Regions from separate parts of the Mus musculus genome. Here region 1 is linked to region 2. Evidence: chromatin loops called from intact Hi-C (ENCODE). Cell type or tissue: heart. All regions are shown on one strand. Each heading gives the region's core, and the rest is flanking DNA. Links, peaks and the distances in the headings are about the cores only.

Region 1 (2,914 bases), core at 252-2,751, 890 kb before region 2:
GGGGGTGCCAGCAGCCCTTACACAGCACAATGAGGAAGAGAAGACTTGCAGAACAGAAGTGACTCCTGAGATAGCGCTTGTTCAGTGTGGATGGTTGTAGCTAAGTGTAGCTGAAGGATGAGGGGCTCACACCTCTCAGGAAAGCCATTGGGGATATCTGAGGCATAGCTGAGGACGAGGCTAGACCAGACCCTATAGATGCAAACTGTGAGACACAAATGATAGCCCTGGGTCTCTACAACAACACAGCCAAAGATGTTGGCATTCAACTTCCTTTCTACTATTTTCTTTTTCTAAGGCCCCAGAAAACAGATACAGGAATTCCTGTGTGACTGAGAAGCTGTTCTGCTGCTGAGTCATGTACCCTCTCCCCATCCTCCTCAAGTTTCCCCTGAGAAGATAAGTCAACAGGGATCTTGCAAGAGAAACCAGAGGGGCTTAGGGTGGACTGTAGCTAGCACACATAATGCACCTTCCTGGCTCTTATGATTAAGCCCTGCTTGATGGCTGCTGCCCATGCTGCCTGTATACAAGCCCCTGCTCTCTGCTCCTTTTAGCAGAGCTGGCTGAGCCACAGAGAGCTGCCTTGCCTGTGGTCATTCTGCATTCTGAACAGCTCACATCTGAGCCTAATCAATATGGGTCTATCAAGGCTGGGCTCTGCCTGCCACGGGCCATCACCGAGGGATCATTCTGGTGACTGAGCTTATTGATGGCCTGGCATTGTGACTTGACTGCTCCCTTGACCCACACCGCCTCCCCTTCCCTTCCATCAGTGTCAGTTCCAGGGGCTCGCTTTAATAACCATTCTGCGCACCAGAGTCCATCTGGTGCGCTCCAGCTGTAACATCTTTCCCAGCTGCGGAATGTGCAGGCTGCAGCCTGTGGTGAAAACAAAAGCTAGTATCTATCTGAGCAATGCCTACTGGCCGCATCAGAAATGGAGGGGAAGCAAAGCAGTAAACAGTGCTCCCGGATTGTCTCTGCTGTTCCTGTCTCTCGATTCCTGCCTTTGAGCTCCTGCCTAGGGTTTCCTTGAGTATGGACTTGTAAGCTAAAATAAACCCTTTCCTCTTCAAGTTAGTTTTGGTCAGTATTTAAATACAGCAACAGAAAAGCAAACCGATATATCCTCCCTCTACTGTTTGTCAACATCTGGAGTCCACATGGGTTCCCAGTCTTTACATATGCTCATCGATGCTGGAGATTCATGCAGGGTCCTCAAGAGAAAAAAGCCAGTCAGCCTTTCTAGACTGTCTGAGGGGTGTCTAGGGGGAACTGACCAGTCTGTTTTGACTGCTGTTTACCAGGTAGGATTTGGGATTGGATGTTGTCTGGTGTAGTCAAAAGCAAAGGAGGCTCAGCATCCAGGTGTCCCTGGTACAAGGTGAATTTTGAAAAGTGAAAGCAGTTACAGGTATGGCTGACAAGAGCCAGTGGCCACTCAGAAGAGTTCATTGTGGCATTTCTTGCCTGCCCCATGATCTTTAAAGGTAGCATTTCCCTTTTGCATGTGGCCCCCTTTGAATTAATCCTCACAGCCAAATCAACAGAAAGTCTGAGTGTTTGTTTGTTTTTGGAGTTTGTTTGTTTGGTTGGTTTGTATGTTATTTTCTTTTTGGTCAAAGAGAAAGATGGGAGACAGGTGACGAGAAAGGAGGGGAAAAGGAAGAAGTGAGCATCTTTTCAATTAAGTTCTAGTGGGAAGACAGATGAGTAGAGAGGTGTAGCTTGTGCCACCTACTGGAAATTCTGAGGCACTGCAAGGGCAGAAACCAGGGTACTAGCTACAGGTAAGATTTGGATCAAGTAAGATTTGGATGACAAGTTTGAGCTAAGATTCCACAACAAAAGGCTTCACAGTGCTCGCCCAGACCTTCCCAAGACAATTCCCTTCCTTGGAAGACATGGGCAGACTTGCACTTCTGATGGAAGAGGTTAGTTTGAAAGATCTGGTCATAACGACAACTCCATTTTCCCAGTGGGCTACATTGTTAACGTGCCATTATTTCTGCTTAGTCTCCAATTAACAGTATGTCAGAGTCTAGCTGTGAGTTCTCTGTCCTACAATCTCTTTGTCAGTCAGCTAACACAAGGGCTACAGGAGATCTCAAATTTTAAGATTTCTTGGGTGAGTCCTCTTGGGAAGCCAATGATATACGTACCTTAAATCATATCTTCTATCAATTCATGTGTGTGTGTGTATCTTCTATCGATTCATATATATTCAACCACCTCAAGTGATATTTTTAAAATATTGGACACAACTGTACAAACAGACAAGATGGCAGACTGCTCATTATTAATCAACACTGTCTAGATTCAGTCACAAATCTGCCACAGGAGGGCTTCTCCTTGAGATGAGAAGAGCAGCAGTTGAGCAAAGGAAAGAAAGGGTTTTTTTTTGGGGGGGGCGGGGGTAGCCCTTGTCCTCCTCACAAGGAAGGTTTCAGAAACGTTACAGGCCAGTCTTAGCATCTGTTAAGAACCCACACATATGACTCTTACAGGACACACCGCAGCCGTCTAGTCTGGTGGGATCTTGACCGATTGCATTTGCCATTTCAGAACTGAGTCCTACAGACCCAAGGAGAAGTGGTTCAGAGTTCACTACACCTTGTCTCAGGCAGGTTTTATTTATAGCCAGAGAAAGGGAAGTGAGGGACAGAAAACAGAAGGTGTGAACGGATCCCACTAAACCACCTACCTATGTTCAGGGGACTTAACGTTATGTGGGGGAAGGGGGAAAAAAGACCCTTTCTAAGCTGTGCCAAGCTCAGCAAGTGTCCGCAGCAGCCACATGCAATCCTTCCCTGTTCCCATGCACTTCGTCTGGGTGGTGTTAGCAGAGGCTTCCTTAGTGCTTACACTTGTATGTGTAAATGGGGGTATAGCTTCAAACAATACATGTAGA
Region 2 (2,914 bases), core at 290-2,789:
CAATTTTCTTCTTTTTTTTTAAAGATTTATTTATTATTATACATAAGTACACTGTAGCTGTCTTCAGATGCACCAGAAGAGGGCGTCAGATCTCATTAGGGAAGTCTGGGAGCCACCATGTGGTTGCTGGGATTTGAACTCAGGACCTTTGGAAGAGCAGTCGGTACTCTTAACCATTGAGCCATCTCTCCAGCCCCCAATTTTCTTTAAACTAAGTATCTTCTTCCTTAAGATTGGTGTCAGAAAGCCTTGTGGTTGCAGAAATACCAGACAGGATGACATTTTGAATTTGATTCTGTTTCAGTTTGGCACAAAATTAATAGATCAAAAGTTATTTCCTACTCCCCATTGTATCAAGCTTGGATTTCTACAAAGGTTCAATTTCTCTGACCTCTGTCTAATTCCTCCTTCCCTTCCTCTATATTTCTTTTATAATTGACATAAGACCACTGTCCTTTCTCTTAGATTCCTAAAACACTGTGCAGCCCCTTGCTTAAAAGCAAAGGCGGTCTGTTCTTTGTTTGTAATATATAGAAAAGTTCTGGTCAGGAAGGCAGGCAGTTCACGGAGCCAGCATGCTTTCTTCTGTGTCTCTGTCATGAACCCATGTTTCAATACAATTCCCATCTTTCTTACAATTCTGTAAAGAGCAGAACAACATCAGGATTCCTAAAACTGCTTCCTTCAGGAAGGTACCAAGGTTTGTCATTAACTGTGTGGCCAAACTCTCTTCCGATTCACACTAGTTCCTTGTTTCTGAAGCGAGATCTAAAAGCCTAGTGATTCAATTCATTTGCCAGCTGCTAGAATTCCCTAAGTTTTTCTTCTTTACTAATTGTTCTCACATCCTGTCTCATGCTTACTAGCAACACTCATTAATAATCTAAAAGTGTATCTAAATAGTAAGTTCTAAGAAAGACTCAGTTTTCTGCAGAACTGTTTTTCCCAGGGAACAGCCATTGATTCCACTCTTGTTTACAGCAGCTTCTTGTTCCAGCTCTAGCTTTCAGAGAGGCCTTTAGCAGTGAGAAACATAAGTATCATGTGTGTAGCGGATTTCTACCCAGGGCACTGGAGGCTCAGTCCGGGTCATCCAAGCTCTGGAACTTTGTCAAACAGTGCCTTCAGGACGCTTGGCACTGCCATAAGGTCACTCACTTTATATTTTAAAATTGCAAGGAAGTAAAAATAGAAATAATACACAGATAATAATACTCAGCTTGCTGACTGCCATTTTAAGGGTAAGCTTCTTTATTTAGTGTCCAGTGTTTTATATCTGACTCTTACTAGAAAAATGGTCAGTTGGTCACCAGAGGCCAGACCAAAACCTCTGGCCAGACAAATGCAGTCCCAACCAGATAAACCTAAATGAATAATCCTTAGCGACACGAGGTCAGGACTAAGGAATGAGTCTCTACAAGGTTTTGAGACCACGTGAAGCAGAGGAACACCTAGCTGAAGAGCTTGTCACACACAGAGCCCTTGGGGGTGGACTACAGGGTGGATTGTTTCAGCTGGTAGATTGGGAGGAGCCAATCTACCAGCTGAAACCTCCTGCCACCTCCTGGCCACACATGTAACTTCTCTTTTCCTTGAGAGGGGACAAGACGGGTGGTTTTCTTCTGGACAGTAGAATGTGACCTAGATGAAGAGTCATCCATGATTGTTTTACAAGCTTAATGGTGTTCATTCTGCTAGAGGCCCCCGCCCCACCTCCCCCCAGCGCTGGCTTTGAAGAGGTGACTTGCCCATTCTACAGTCACAAAAAAGTGAATTCTGCCAACAAGCTCAGAATCTGGAAGTAGATTCCTGCTCACATTTAACTCTGAGAACCACACATTATTAGCAGGAAGTATGTATTGCAGCTCCGTGAGACACTAAGCCAGTGGTTCTCAACCTGTAGGTAGTCAGTCCTTTGGGGATGAAATGACCTTTTCCCAGGGGTCATCTAGGACCATTGGGAAACACAGATATTTACATTACAATTCACAACAGTAGCAAAACTGCAGTTATGAAGTAGCAACAAAAGAGTTTTTTGGTTGGGGGTCACCACCACATGAGGAACTGCATTAAAGGGACCCAGCATCAGGAAGAATGAGCACCGCTGGTCTAAGCAGGCTACCAGCTGGGCTCTGACCACTCTGCAGCCTCACAGAAACCATGAGGAAGCGCGTGCTTTATGCAGCTTTGCCTGTGTAACAACAGAGAGCCGCCCCCTCGGCCTATGCTCTTGACTGTCTCTTCTTTAGACATCTTCATTTTCTAAATATTCAGCGTAACAATCCTTCCGGTGGTGGGCTGCTGAAGTTAAGATGATTACCCAAACTGCAACTCTTTAGAGAAAACAAAACAAAACCAACCTAGTTTCTCCAGGTCTCCATAGTAACATTAACACCAAAGGGTGACATAGAATAGTTCCTACGTATACAGGATTTTCCAAGCCCACTGTAGGCAGGGGTATGCTTGTGGCACTAAATGGGCAGGTTTCTCTCCAACTAGACACCATTTTAAAGTGGCCTTTGGGCTCCTGTTTCCTCTAGGCCACACATATACCAGACATACAATAATTAATAAATTAAAACTGCAATTGGCTTTCAGCTCATTAATAAATAAAAGCTGATTTCAGGCTTGTAGTTCAATGACGCTTTTGCCTTGATAAGTACTCAACATTAAGACCTGTGCCAGAACACTGGAACAAAAGAGTTTGCAAATGTTGGTGTGGCCTGAGCTGAAAATTACCAAGGACAAAGCAAAGCAAAGGGCACAAGAACGCAGGCTCTCCTTTAATGAGCTGCACGGGCTTCCCACTACTGAGTCTCCCCTAGAATTCTTACGACTTCTCACTTTCCCAGGTATCTGAAAAAGGAAGGAGATGAAAGGATTCTCCCCTTGCCCGGCAGTTCAGCAGTTAGGA

The links. Peaks named below come from ENCODE experiments on the same cell type or tissue, not always from the same donor. Only the 100,000 strongest peaks of a DNase experiment are listed, where the experiment ranks them.
Region 1: it touches region 2 in a loop (5-fold over the local background); 3 of 42 quality-filtered maps call a loop at or near these places.

The regions. Positions count from the first base shown.
Region 1 is chr1:38,787,971-38,790,884 of GRCm38, reverse strand. No RefSeq gene overlaps it. Among named protein-coding and RNA genes, the nearest start is that of Lonrf2, 47 kb to the left of the region's middle. In heart, for the core only: a CTCF peak has its summit at 1,747 (motif pointing left); no DNase peak of the experiment used is centred there.
Region 2 is chr1:37,902,008-37,904,921 of GRCm38, reverse strand. No RefSeq gene overlaps it. Among named protein-coding and RNA genes, the nearest start is that of Mrpl30, 13 kb to the right of the region's middle. In heart, for the core only: a CTCF peak has its summit at 1,582 (motif pointing left); no DNase peak of the experiment used is centred there.